Regions from separate parts of the Homo sapiens genome. Here region 1 is linked to region 2. A link is a contact called in ENCODE Hi-C or POLR2A ChIA-PET data. All regions are on one chromosome and are shown on one strand. The core of a region is the stretch at or near the end of the contact, and the rest is flanking DNA. Distances in the headings are between cores, read along the strand shown.

Region 1 (3,513 bases), core at 646-3,145, 260 kb after region 2:
CTGCTTTTCCCTCAGGACAAGTTTGTTGAGAATTAATTAATTTGGATGCTTATTTGGCATCTGTGCATCTTCTTTGCTGAGGTGTCTTTTCAGATCTTCACATATTTTCAATTGGGTTGTTCATCTAATTCTTTTTGAGTTTTAGAGGTTTTTTTTAAAAAAAAATATTTTGCAGACAAGTCCTTTTTCGGATGTGTTTCCCAAATATTTTCTTTTTTTTTCTTGAGACAGGGTCTTACTCCATCACCCAGGCTGGAGTGCAGTGGTGCGATCTCAGCTCACTGCAACCTCTGCCTCCTGGGTTCAAGCAATTCTCCTGCCTCAGCCTCCCGAGTAACTGAGATTACAGGCGTGTGCCACCACATCCAGCTAATTTTTTTTGTTTTGTTTTGTATTTTTAGTAGAGACGGGGTTTCACCATGTTGGCCAGGCTAGTCTCGAACTCCTGACCTCAAATGATCCACCCACTTTGGCCTCCCAGAGTGCTGCGATTATGGGTATGAGCCACCTTGCCCGGCTGTTTCCCAAATATTTTCTATCAATCAGTCTGTGAATTGCTTTTTTGTTCTCTTAACCAGAGCAGCCATTTTAAATTTTAATAAAGTCCCCGTTATTGTTTTGTTTTCTTTTGTGGGTTGGCTTTTGGTGTATTGCATCTAGAAACTCATCACCCAAACCAAGGCCATGCAGATATTTTTCTCGGCTTTCTTCTATAACTTTCACAACTTTGCACTTGAAAATTTAAGTCTATGGACTATTTTGAGTGAATTTTTGGATAAAATACAAGGTTTTTGTCTCCATTCATTTCTTTCCCCTATGGTTTGCAATTGTTCTGTTGTCTTTTGTGGAACAGACTTCTCTTTCTCCACTGAGTTGCCTTTGTCCGTTTGACAAAGTCAGTTGGCTTGAGTCTGTTTGGGGGCTCTCTGTTCTGTCCCACTTATCTATGTGTCTAACCGCTTCACCACTGCCACGCTCTCTTCATTACTGTGGCTTTAGGGTGAGTGTTCAGATCCAGATGTGTGAGGTCTTTAACTTTGTTCTCCTTCAGTCTTATTTCATCCATTCTGGGTTTAGGAACAGTTTGTCGATATCTTTGCCTGGAATTTAACTGGGATTTGGCTGAATCTATAGATCGATTTGGAAAGAATTGTCACCTTCACAATAATGAGTGTACTTCTCCTAAATAAGGAACATCTCTGCATTTACTTATACCTCTTTTGGTTTCTCTCAACTGTGATTCATGGTTTTCCGAATGCATGTTTGCACACCTTTTGTTACGCTGATACTTAATGGATTCAGCTTCAGGGGTGCTATTGTAAATGGTATTTTAATATTTCTAGTTCCAATTATTTCCATCCATTATTGGTGATATGAAGAAACTCAACTGACTTTTGCCTACTGGACATCTTTTTTAGTTTTTATTTTATTTATTTTATTTTTTTGAGACGGAGTTTCACTCTTGTTGCCCAGGCCGGAGTGCAATGGTGCAGCTCACCGAAACCTCCGCCTCCTGGGTTCAAGCGATTCTCCTGCCTCAGACTCCCGAGTAGCTGGGATTACAGGCATGCGCCACCACGCCCAGCTAATTTTGTATTTTTAGTAGAGACAGGGTTTCTCCACGTTGGTCAGGCTGGTCTCAAACTCTCGACCTCGGGTGATCCGCCCGCCTCGGCCTCCCAAAGTGCTGGGTTTACACGCGTGAGCTACCGCGCCCGGGCCATCTTTTTTAGTTTTTAAAATCTCCATCCGTTCCGATCAAGGCACGGGATGGTGGCCTCGATTTCAGTTGACATTTCCGAAATCACGGCCTGCAGTCATCCGAACGCTGATTTTCAGAGACTCCCCAGGACTGCCGCGAGGGGGCGCCCGGCTCCCGCCCAACCTGGAGCACGCGCGGGAACCGCGGCGGATCCGCACTCGTCGCCCCGGGGCGTCGACCGGGAAGACGGAGCCACGGTCTCTTCAGGACCCGCCCGGGAGCGGCCGCGGTTCGGGACACCCGGTCACCAGGTGAGAGGAGGAGGAAAAGGCGTCCTGTCCGCGGCCGCGAGTGCTGAGGAGGGAGCGCTGCCGTGGGCCTTACTTCCCTGTCACGGTCTACGCGGCGTGTTGTAAAACGGTGTCCCTTCAGCGGGGCGGGAACTGCGCGTCCTGACAGCGCAGCGCAGCGCAGCGCAGCGCAGCGTGGCCTCCGGATCTGCGCTGGTTCCTGGGGAGAGATCCTGGCGCCGAGAAAGGAGCAACGCGAGCGGCGCCATCGGGACGGCGCGGGTGATGGCTGGGGACCGGCCGGCGCTGCGGAGTCGCCAGCGCTTTCATTCGTGTTGTAATAGCTCATTTGTCTCACAGCACTGAAGTAGTTGAATCAGTATGGAAATATTTAGCAATAGGCATATTCTAACTAGAAACGTAAAGTTTAAATGCATTGTTTATACCTCCCCACACGAAATAACATGTACCAAATCCTAATACAGACGTATGTGCAGATTTAGTTTGAGCATTTGGGGAGGGGATATGATGGCTGCGACCCTTTCCTACACCTGCCAGAGCTGTTCACTGTTACATCCCTGTCCAGGACGTTCTTATGCCAGCATTGTATGTTTCCAACCTAATAATTCCCTAAGCTGGACTGTCTCCATTATTCTTTCAACAAAGGCAAAACAGCTTTTTCCATTGTTCTGACAGTATATTTAACGTGAGCATACTTTATGAGATGATACATTTGTTCATGATGGGCTACTCCTGTTATACAATCAAATATATTTTGATTCTGACACTCTCAATTGTAGTTCAAGTCCAGCGTATTTTCCGAGGAGCATTAATCATTCATTGTATATTTTATTACATAAATAAGGCATGGGTCGTCTTTTATCATTAACTTCATGACTAGCTATATTGACATTATAATTACTTACAAGTTCAACTAAATTTGGAAACATTTCAGAGTTTGGGCTTCCAATAATTATTTGTGATTCTCTAACAGGTAAATTATTTTTTCCCATAAATCCTAGCAACATCTAAAATCACTCAGAATATCCTGCCATTTTTGTTTCTCTAGTTTCATCACATTCTGCAAAGTATCATTGAGGAAATTGACTTTGAATATTCTTAAACTCTTCTGTTTTAGAAAATATCACAATGAAACATTAAATTATCATGGTTACAAATTCTATTCACTTTCTATCTTTGAATACTTTTCCCCCAGTGGCCAATATTGCATTCTGTTGTATTATTGCTAAAAAGCATGCATGGAAAACAAAGACAGGGATATTTTAGAGAAAGTGATCCAGTCACGATGAATCGATTTGCCATTGAAACATTTTTTTTTTTAAATCTTGGATACTAAGGAACTTTTTTAAACATTCTTTTGACAATGTTCAACCATGAATTGAAATAGAGTCTCTAAAATGAATTTTTTTCCTGGTTGTCTAAAAGGCGACCGACCACCTTTTTAGAGAGTGAACCCAAGACACAGCCACAGTACCAGAAAAAATTATGTGAAGTAAGTTT
Region 2 (3,500 bases), core at 169-2,668:
TTTGTCCCTCTGGCCCCAAGAACGAGGTCCCTGAACGCTAAAAGAAGTCAAAGGTCACGTCTGGATCGTGAGATCAAGAAAACTGCCCTGGTTTTGGCCTGAGTCCTTTTCACATGAGACAGAAACAGCCTCCCCGCTCCCAACAACAACAAAAACATCCAGAAACTGCTTGGAATTAAACCGCCAGAGGGCAGAAGAAACGGCCCAGAACTCGGGGTTTGGGTCCCAAGAAGCCACCTGTTCAGTGGACTCTGAGAAAGGCCAAGACCAGCTGGGATGAGCGAGCCCGGAGCTTCTGAGGTCGGGGTCCGGGACGCGGGCCCGAGCCGGGAGGCCTGGAGAGAGCTGCAGGGAGCAGGTGGGAGGCACGCCCCTACTTCGGCCTTCCCGAGGGCGCAGGTTACATAAAGCAGGGGATGGAGCCCAGGGCGCCTGGCCGGCTGCTACTGGCAAGGGTGGCCGCTTTCCAGGCGGGTCCTGGCTGCCAAGGCTCATCCGGGCCTTTGTTGGAGACTGAGCGAGTGGCCGCGCCAGCCACCCCCAGGCTGGCCTCGCTCCCCCGCTCACGGGCCCAGCTCCCCAACAATAGCAGCTACGGGGTCTGGGGGGGCCTCTTTGTCTCCTCCGGGGAGGGCGGGGAGGGCAGCTGAAAGGCCGGCGCGGCCTGGGCTCCGCTCCCTCTTTCTCGCAGGGGCGGAGGGGGAGGCAGCCGGGGTCCAGCCCCCGCCAAGGAGGAGGTGGGCAAGAGCCCCACGCCCAGATGCTACAGGGAGGGCCCCCGGCCACCCCTCCGGGGGCCAAGAGCCTAACAGGGGACCGGACGATGCCTTGAAGGGAACTGGGGATTTTCGAGGACTGCAGCAGAGGCTGAAGGTCCCCGAGACGGTCCGAGGAGGGGGCCGGGCAGAGCTGGGTGGGGGAACGTGGCCATAGAAGGGAAACGAGCCCAAGCCAGGAGGCTTCGGGGCCCGCCCAGCAACAGCGCTAGGACCGCGGGGCAGGGAGCTGGTTCCCGGCGCCCGAGGTCGCTCGTGGGCTCCGGGACCCGGGCGGGGGTCGCCGCGCTCACCTTGAAGTAGCCGCCCTCGTAGTAGGTGTTGGGGGGCCCGAAGATGGCCACCTCCCAGTTGTATAGATCGCCCTCGTCCACCAGTGTCACGCGGAATCCCTCGACCGGCTCTTCCTGCAGCCCCTTGAGCTCCAGCAGCAGCGCCTTCTGCGAGCTGGGCACTAGCGGCCGAGCCATGGCGGCGGCGGAGGGGCCCGGGGTCGGAGCAGCGCGGGGCCGCGCGACCACCGCGAGTTCGCGAGACGGGCCGGGCCGCGCACCGTCCGGGGGGGAGCCACCGGGGCCGCCGCCTGCCTCCTCCTCTGCGCCGCCGCCGCCGCCCGGGGACCCCGAGCGCTCCAGCAGCTCTGGCGCCGCCGCCCCACCGGCGCTTGCCTTGGCCGGGCCCGCGCGCCCCGCCCCCCGCTGCGCCTGCGCGCACCGCCTGGCCCCGACTGCGCCTGCGCTCCGCGGCCAGGTCCGACTTGCGCCTGCGCGCCCGGCCGCAGGGGACGCCGGGAGGTGGAGTCCCGGCCCCGGTCCCGCCTACGGCGCCGAGCGCCTCCGCCGGGAGGGAGGGTTCGAGCGCGCAGCCCCGGGCTCTTCCGATCCCCGAGGCCGCCGCCGTCGCCCCCTGCTCGACCAGCACCGCGGACGCTGTGCGCAAGGAGGCGGGCAGGGCTGCTCTGCGCCGTCACCGGCCCGGTCCCCCGGCTTTGGGGTTGTTTTGTGACGTGCCGGCGCGGGGCGGGGCCGCGGGCGGTGAACGGGGCGCGGCGCGGGGTCCTGACCGGGACCGGAGGGGCAGGGCCGGTCCATCCGGCGCGACCCCGCGTCCCCGTCTCCGTTTCCCCGTCTGTGCAGGGGACGGGCGCGAAGTCTGTCCTAGGGTCGCGCTGGCCACGCGGAAGGGAGGAAGGGGCGGGAGCGAGGCGGGATCCGCAGACCTGGCTTCCAGGCGCGGCGCTGCCTCGGTTCCCCCGACAGCGGGAGCTCTGAGAAGTGGGCGAGGTCGGGGAGGGCTCTGAGGGGTGGGAGGGGCGAGGGCTTCCCTGGTCCCCGTTGAAGTCACCATGTGGTGTGAGGCGAGTGCAGGCGCTGGAGCCATCAGAGGTTGGCAAGGTGCTCCTGCCCCCCAGAGAAACTGGGAAAGAGGCCTACGCCGGCCAGCATCGGCTCAGCACCTGACCCGGGAGAGGCGCCAGCCCCACGGAGCCCCCACCCCAAGCTGAGCCCGAGCCTGGCTGTGCCCTCCTCCCAGCCTGACCTTTGTCCTACCCGAGTCTTTTTTTTTTTTTTTTTTTTAAATGAGACAGAGTCTCGTTCTGTGGCCCAGGCTGGAGTGCAGTGGCACAATCTCACTGCAACCTCCGCCTCCCGGGTTCAAGCTAGTGTCCGCCTCAGCCTCCCGAGTAGCTGAGATTACAGGTGCCCGCCACCACGTCCGGCTAATTTTGTATTTTAAGTAGAGATGGGGTTTCACCATGTTGGCCAGGCTGGTCTCGAACCCCTGACCTCAAGTGTGTTGTTAGGTTTTGAAAGGAAGGGGAGGATGCAGTTTGGACTAATAAAGGGATCCGTCTGCGTCGGCCTCCCAAATGCTGGGATTATAGGCATGAGCCACCGCGCCCAGCCCACCTGAGTCTTGACCCCAGCTGATTCCGGGCATCACTGTGACCCCACCTGACTTCTGACCTGGCTCAGTGGCTGCCCAGACACCCACATGCTCCTTGCTGTGAAGCTTGGTCGGGAGAACTGGCCGTGGTGAGGACGGGGCAGCCCAGCCTCCCCTGAGTCGTGCCCGTGACGGGTGGCCCTGCCCTCGGACTGTGCCAGTGGCATTGTTGCTATGCCCTGGGTACACACAGCTGCATCAACATACAGGCCGGGCACGGTGGCTCACGCCTGTGATCCCAACACTTTGGGGGGCCGAGGCGGGCGGATCACAATGTCAGGAGATCGAGACCATTGTGGCTAATATGGTGAAACCCCGTCTCTACTAAAAATACAAAAAATTATCTGGGCGTGGTGGCGGGCGCCCGTAGTCCCAGCTACTCGGGAGGCTGAGGCAGGAGAATGGCGTGAGCCCGGGAGGCGGAGCTTGCAGTGAGTCTAGATAGCGCCACTGCGCTCCAGCCTGGGCGACAGAGACTCCGTCTCAAAAAAAAAAAAAACCAAAAACAAAAACCAGTCTGGGACCAGGGCCACTCTGTCCCGCAGGTGCCCCAACACCTGGCCCCGGCTTCATGAGTCTGGTCCCCGGAAGAGGACCAGCAGGCAAACCTGTCTGGGGAAAGGAAAACAGCATCAGGAGTGGAGAGGGAGGGAGGGATCCAAGAAAGAGCTCTGGGCCGAGCGGTCACTTCCAGAGCTGTCCAGGGCCGAGGCCGAGGCGTCCTCACCCGTAAGGGCCTCTGGGCCTCCTCCCTCAGGCCCCTCTGCCCGGCACCCT

The links. Hi-C counts contacts between places; a loop is a spot of excess contacts on that map. ChIA-PET counts read pairs that join two places held with the same protein, here RNA polymerase II (POLR2A). Pooled maps may share reads with other maps.
Region 1: a loop to region 2 is called in a pooled map, with 2.8 times the contacts of the local background. The contact joins the enhancer-like site here to the promoter of CDC34 in region 2. A Hi-C loop is called at or near these places in 2 of 50 pooled maps. POLR2A ChIA-PET finds 5 or more read pairs at or near these places in 3 of 52 experiments (IMR-90, WTC11 and activated T-cell).

Annotation. Positions count from the first base shown.
Region 1 is chr19:265,898-269,410 of GRCh38, reverse strand. No RefSeq gene overlaps it. Among named protein-coding and RNA genes, the nearest start is that of PLPP2, 24 kb to the left of the region's middle. RefSeq lists a silencer at 1,808-1,887 and an enhancer at 2,048-2,177. Within about 2 kb of position 1,895, at least 12 of the 41 ENCODE cell types and tissues checked have a DNase peak (open chromatin) inside an H3K27ac peak, as active enhancers do.
Region 2 is chr19:529,678-533,177 of GRCh38, reverse strand. CDC34 (cell division cycle 34, ubiquitin conjugating enzyme) reads right to left here and starts at 1,418. Exons shown (of 5, transcript NM_004359.2): 1 at 1,070-1,418. The coding sequence starts at 1,246. RefSeq lists enhancers at 44-203, 274-323, 721-1,377 and silencers at 584-753, 1,174-1,913.